2 separate regions of the Homo sapiens genome follow, and region 2 is linked to region 1. The links are chromatin contacts, found by Hi-C or POLR2A ChIA-PET in ENCODE. All regions are on one chromosome and are shown on one strand. The core of a region is the stretch at or near the end of the contact, and the rest is flanking DNA. Distances in the headings are between cores, read along the strand shown.

What was found. A loop is a pair of places that touch in the nucleus more often than their neighbours do. ChIA-PET counts read pairs that join two places held with the same protein, here RNA polymerase II (POLR2A). Pooled maps may share reads with other maps.
Region 2: a loop to region 1 is called in a pooled map, with 2.9 times the contacts of the local background. The contact joins two enhancer-like sites. A Hi-C loop is called at or near these places in 1 of 168 maps with a recorded cell type or tissue (ascending aorta), 2 of 37 single-sample maps with no recorded cell type and 4 of 50 pooled maps. POLR2A ChIA-PET finds 5 or more read pairs at or near these places in 2 of 52 experiments (GM12878 and OCI-LY7).

Annotation. Positions count from the first base shown.
Region 1 is chr5:88,834,500-88,837,882 of GRCh38, forward strand. All of the region lies in intron 1 of MEF2C (myocyte enhancer factor 2C), which reads right to left. Among named protein-coding and RNA genes, the nearest start is that of MEF2C, 47 kb to the right of the region's middle. RefSeq lists an enhancer at 70-199. Within about 2 kb of position 2,017, at least 12 of the 41 ENCODE cell types and tissues checked have a DNase peak (open chromatin) inside an H3K27ac peak, as active enhancers do; they include ascending aorta, where a contact is called at or near this core.
Region 2 is chr5:88,941,486-88,944,701 of GRCh38, forward strand. All of the region lies in intron 2 of MEF2C-AS1 (MEF2C antisense RNA 1), which reads left to right. Among named protein-coding and RNA genes, the nearest start is that of MEF2C-AS1, 60 kb to the left of the region's middle. Within about 2 kb of position 1,631, at least 4 of the 41 ENCODE cell types and tissues checked have a DNase peak (open chromatin) inside an H3K27ac peak, as active enhancers do; they include ascending aorta, where a contact is called at or near this core.

The DNA.
Region 1 (3,383 bases), core at 767-3,266:
TTACGTTCTAAGGGGAAAAAGGGCAACACACAAGTGCACCAATATGATGATTTTAAATACAGAAGTGCTATAGAGAAAATATCGCAGTGGAATGGACCAAGGGGTGATGAAGTGGAGAAGGGCAGAGGTGGCTATCTATTGGGCTGATTTATAGGGAGGGGTTATTTGAGGAGATGACGTTTGAGGAAAGCCCTAATCCACAATGGAGTCAGACATTATTTGGAGGATGAATACTCCGTCACTGTGCCTGTCACTGGTGGTACAAGCCTGGCCAAGTCATAGTTTTCTAAACCCCAGTCTCTTTCTCTATAGAGTGGGAATAGTAACAACATACACATTCTATTATGAGGTTGTGAGGCTCAAATAAAAGACAAAACCACACTCATTTGTAAAAATTCAGATGGATACAACTCAATTTCATACACTAATTGTGTAAACTTGCTTCCTTCACTGATATTATATAATTTTATAAAAATTGTAAATACTTTGAAGCTCTAGGAATATAGCATAATGCAAAATGTTTCTAAATTGACATCAATTGAGTCCAAAAGCATCCCTCTTCCCTTGAAATGTGAGTATTTCATGATGGCAATGGCCACTGGTTGAAACACCTCTTTTCATTTCACAATGCTAACTATGGATAACACCATGAAGAATCTGATAAATACAATGCAAAATTTCTGCAAGTGTAAAATATAGAATTATATAAAAATCACACTTTTTAAAATTTGAGAAAAAAACAATCTTACAACCGTACTAATGTAACTTGTCAGTGGGCTAGGTTGATTTATTTCATCTCTCAAAGGACCCAACTCCCAAGTAATCAGCAGAGCTTTGATTAAGATGTCAGCAGTATTTGAAAATCCCAGTGTCTCACAGTATTGGAAATATTCATGTATCTTTGGACATCCCCACCTATAGATTAAGCTGTGTAGCCTCAAGCCCAACAGATTAATTTCCAACTTGGAATGAATAGACAAATTGAATTATCTAGTATTTTAAATGAAAGCGTTTTTAAGAAAAAAATACAGGCCTGGCGCAGTGGCTCATGCCTGTAATCCCAGCACTTTGAGAGGCCGAGGCATGTGGATCACCTGAGTTCAGGAGTTCGAGACCAGCCTAGCCTACATGGTGAAATCCCGTCTCTACTAAAAATACAAAAAGTTAGCCAGGTGTGGTGGTGGGTGCCTGTAATTCCAGCTGCTCGGGAGGCTGAGACAGGAGAATCACTTTAACCTGGGAAGCAGAGGTTGCAATGAGCTGAGGTTGCACCATTGCACTCCAGCCTGGGCAACAAGAGAGAAACTCCATCTTAAAAAAAAAAAAAAAAAAGGAAGGATTATAAATTCTAATAAATAGAAAATTAAAGGACAACAGGCTCCCACTTTAATTTTTAAGGTTGTGAAACAGAAATGCCTAATGACAAATGATAGTATTTTAAGGAAAGGTCAAAATTTCCTATGCCTTAAGGAATTAGGGGTATATATTTTCAATTCTCCCTCCTCTTTTTTGGAGGAAGTTATAAATAGATTTGATTCTCTATTCCAAACCATTTCTTCTAATTTCCTGTTTGGTGAACATAATTTATCAGTTTTAAAATAGGGTAAGTTATATAATTTACCATGAAGCCTAAATGAACACTTATCGATTTTCATTTACAATCAATCAAATGCCCTACAAAAGAAACATAAATCTGAAAGTTTTTTAAAAATAAAAACTATATTTTTCTTTTCTAAATGTATCATGGTATAGATATTATAACAAAAAATTGCATTTGATTTTCTTCTCAGTGCTAACCAATATTTCACATTGCATTCTCACCTCCCTCCCTGTCTATCTAGTAGGATGACCTCTGGGATACATTTGCTTCACCCTCCAAAACCCAGTCATGACTGCATACAAACCAGACATGGAAATATGAGTTTCTCCTCTCTACTTGTAGCATTCCCCACTCCAGTTTTTCATTTCATCACCTTTCTTTATCTCTTTTTCCACATGTTTGGAACTGAGGGGATATGGAAAGTGAAACTGTCAAAGAGCTAGGAATAGAGGTGTTCTCAGACGAGCAAAATGTTTCCTCCATACAATCCAGGCAGGGCAAGGACAGGCACGCTGCAGAGGGATGTTGCCCTGGGCCAGAGTGAGCTGAGACAGTTTCTAGGCCGAAGGCCTAGCAGGAGGCTCCTTATCTCAGCATGTCTACACATTCTGTCCCAGGCTGTTTTCAAGGATAGCCCAAGTCATCCTCGGCAGATAACACTAAACGGAAAGTATTACAGTGCTTCCCCTGTAAAAAAGATCAGGTACTATAGATCAGAAGTTACTAAAATGGATCCTATTTTAGCCTGATTCTCTCAAACCTAGACTCTAAAAGAAAGCACTCTCGGGTGGAGGCAAGCTCACGACTTTCCTTTCCTTAGAGATCCCAAAGTGCCTAAATTAGCATTCCCCAAAGTGGATTCCAGAGATTACTGGTTCCTAAGATTTTAACAAGCTGTTTCTCAAAAAAAAAAAAAAAAAAAAAAGTCAGGAAATCAAATCAAATATATTTGGAAAACTGATTTATTTGTTATAGGACTTTTCATATTCTTCTACATGCTGAATGTCATAATCTGGACTATTTCCCAATATATTTCAGATATCCCTTGGAAATGCTAGCTTTAAAGAAAATAACAAGCTTCTTCCCATTGACCAATGAATACACTGCAGTGCTGAAATACTTCAGACCAATACTTGGCTCAGTGCTTGGCACAAGGAAAATACAATAGTATTGCTGAAGACATGATAAAACAATGGAAAACTTTTTTTTTTCAGTTTTATAAAAAAAGTGCAAACATAAGATCAGGTGCAGAAAATTGCTGTTCACTTGAAGTAAAAGTATTAATAAATTATTTTGCCATTAAAGAGTGCAATTTGTTTCCAAACCGCAAAGCACTAAGCGCAAAGCAATACTGCACAGTGGAAAGAAAGCTCCATTTGGAGTCAGACTCTCAGTTGGGTTCGCTAGCTGCATATCTTTGGGCCAGTCAACTTCTTTAAGTCTCATTATCCTCAGACATAAAAAGGGAGCCGGGTTCAGTCTCTAAGACCCCTTTCAAGTTCCTAAATGGTATGCATTCAATAAAGGAGGAAAACAAAACAAAACAAAACAAAAATGAGGGTTGGAATGATTCTCACAAAAGTATCATCCTACAGAAACAATAAATTGACAAGTTATTGTTTGGATAAATAGAATTGTTTTCTTCCATATTTTAAAATATTGAAGGATATGTTCACCTCAGCCTCAAGCAATATAAACAGTTAAGACTAAGGTTTCATTATGCACTTTGGACCACTAATCACATTTAGAAGTTTAATAAATACATAATAGCTAGGAAAATACT
Region 2 (3,216 bases), core at 381-2,880, 110 kb after region 1:
CCCAAGTGGCATCTGAAGAGCTTGGGAATTCCAGGAATGTGATAAAAATGTTTTTAATAATACACGGAAAAATAATTTAGTGTGTAAATAATATTTTATAGTAAATGCTTCATTTTATTCCTTCCATATAACAACTGTCTTCTGTAATGAAAATACTTACTTGTTTGTTTAGTGTCTAAAGGTTGAGAAGGGAACTAGAATTGGCCTAAGGAGGCCCTCAGCCACCCATCATGTGACAGTATGGCCAGGAGGACTTACTCTCTGCTCTCCTCCTCTTGACATGCCTCAAACACACCAATCATTTGCACTTGGGAAATCAACCCTCACTAGCAAATTACTCCTGCCAACAAAATAACCCAATCAGCATGCAAAACTGGTAGCGAGCTGGGAGAGGGCGATGAGAGTGGTGTTCACATGGCTCCCTCTGTTTCCCTTTCCCCAGGTCTGGGCACACACTGTCAGTCAGTGGCCCCTGACTCAGAAAGAGGTTTGATTTAAACCATTTCATTTTCTGCTCTCAGACTGGGAATTTATTTAATATGAATGTCATCATTATAACAAAACTCAACTGTATTCTAGCAAAAATTTGGCTGATCTATGAAGAATATTGGAAGGAGAATCTGTGAACCCAAAAATACTAGACCACTGCTTATTCAGTTCTGCAATTTTGTCACTTTAATGGACTCTTCAGAGTGCCAAATCACTAGTCCTACTGACTATACAAAAATTGGCCATCAACATGCCTGCCTCCAACAAATTGTTGCTGTTACTTCATGTTATCCACTTTGGGCTTAGAGACTGAAGGCCAAAAAGCATCCAATTTTTATGGTAAAAAAGTGCATCAGGAGGGCAACTACATACAAAGTTACCCTCCCAGTTTGACCCTGTCCTTAAGTTTTTATTGCCTGAACTGGCACCAAAGAAACTCCTTGAAAATAACACATTCCTTGTCCATTCAGTGGTTAATGATGCTTAAAAAAAATCACAGTTTGTGACTGTGACCTAAATTATGCCAGAAGCTGTAAAACCATGGTTTCTTTAAATTCAAATATGACCCACATGCTTTAAAACCACTACACTGACCCTATAGTACTGTTGCTGAGTGTGCGTGTCCTCACATAAACACAGACACACACACACACACACACACACACACACACACACACTCCCCACTTGGCATTAAATGACTCGATAAAAGAAATGGTATTTTTCAGACTTCCATGTTAAAAAAAAGGCTCATGAAAGAGATGTAAGTGAGCTTTAAGCCAAACATTTGTTTGGCTTTGCTGCAGCAGGCTGCAGGAATGTAAACTTTTTTTTTTTTTTCAATGACTTCAGCTCCTAATTTGAAAGCTAGGATTTTTAGGAGTGAGCAAGAGACTATATTTGGCCAAAAAATTCTGCTGGCTTTACTTAGCCAATCTGCACATTCAAAACAATACTTCTTTATCAAAAAAACAATAGTCTGTTTTATTCACAGCACATGTAGAAGTTGGAACATCGACTAAATTCCACTTTCTTCTCTTGCAGTGTGTCTGTAACCAGCTAATGAGCTGCAACAGAGCCTGGCCTTCATTTTCAGCAAATTAAGTTCATCCCTCATAGGAATTGTGGTCTGGCTGTGGCACCGCTCCTAGGTATGGGTGGGATTTGTTTCTTCTAGCAGTTGTAGGTTAGCCACATGGGTACGTGCTGTCGCACCACACAACAAAATTTTCTCTATAATAACCAGTCTAAGTAGGCTTTTACCCCACAAAAGTAGATCCCATTTAATTTACTTTGTGTTTATAGCACTCCCTCTCAAACCGCACCATTGGCACAGACTAATATTTATACAACTTTTTATTTTAAACTATTTATTTGGAGTTGAGACTTCAGTAGCACTCCCTGTCAGATTCATTGAACAAGCTTAAATTCAGGATACTGAAAATGTAAATTGGGAAGAGGGATGTATGTTCTTGGGATTCTTTTCTCCCGTGCATGGACACCCAAACAACTCTCACTGTAGTAAAGGGAGGTTACACATGTGTTGATAACATTTGTATTACTGCTGGTAGGAAATTGAACATTGATGGGTGGTTTTAAAAGCCTGCTTTTGCCTATTGTGTTTCCACATTTCTTTGCCAATATAGTTGGTCAAATTAGTTATGCAAAATGCATCTAAAAACTTCTAATCCAAAAGTGTCAATGTTGTTAAAGATTTCTTTTCATACACAAAGAAATATTACATTGCTCCATTATTTTAATGGAAGTCGTTAGTCAAATACGCTTTTGCCACAGAAAGAAAAGGGAAAAAATTCTTAATTTTGTATCTGACCTCTGCTTTGGGGCCTTACTTTAAGTTACATTTTTCTTAAATAAAGCTTTTCTGTTTTTTAAAGTGAATGACGGGATGTTAACTTTAAATAGACATTTAACCACATAAAGTATAGTGGCAGATGGTTCATTTTTCTACTCAGGGTAGACACTTTATTCAGGTAATGATATTTAATCCTCATTTTCTATGAAATCTGCATGTTGTTCTTAAATCTGATACTATTTTGTGATTTAAAATGAGTGTTGGGTTAACTTTGTTTACAAGTGAAGTATTTATCCCTTTGATTCTCTTTTACTTTCTTCTTTTGGTAAACACCTATCCGTTTCTAAGACCCACTTATATGTTATCTCATCAAGGAAAATTTTCCCATCCTCCCAAAGGAGAACAGAACTCCACTGTAGTGGAATAAGTTTTTTGAGGTATGAACCAATGCTTCTGTCCTCCTAATATTCTTACAACCTCTAACCCGCCTCTGCATTCAGGAAACCAGAATACATTAGGGAGGAGACAGCAAAGGAAAACAAAAGACAATAAAGGAATCGATGTATTTGTTTTGTAACTCAAAGTTAAAGTCCAAATTTAGAAAATAGATTTGAAAGCATAACGGGTCAATTTCTGTTGTGCCTCTGAAGAAGAAAGTTGAGAAAGAACGAAGAGGGCTTAGATGCTGGTGGGTGTCTGCAAAAAAGCCCAGACAATGCCTGGAATAATAAAGAAGCAGAGAACTTCCAGGGAGGAAGGGAACAGTCTCTAAGATGGAGCAGGACCTGGGGAAGTCTTGCTTCTCCACTGAAGAACATGGACCAAGACCAGGGCAGAAGGGATGGCAGCTTCCCCGTAGAGCAGTGAGGACGGATGACGACATGAAGACTGGACTGCTCATTCTCACCTTCCCTTCA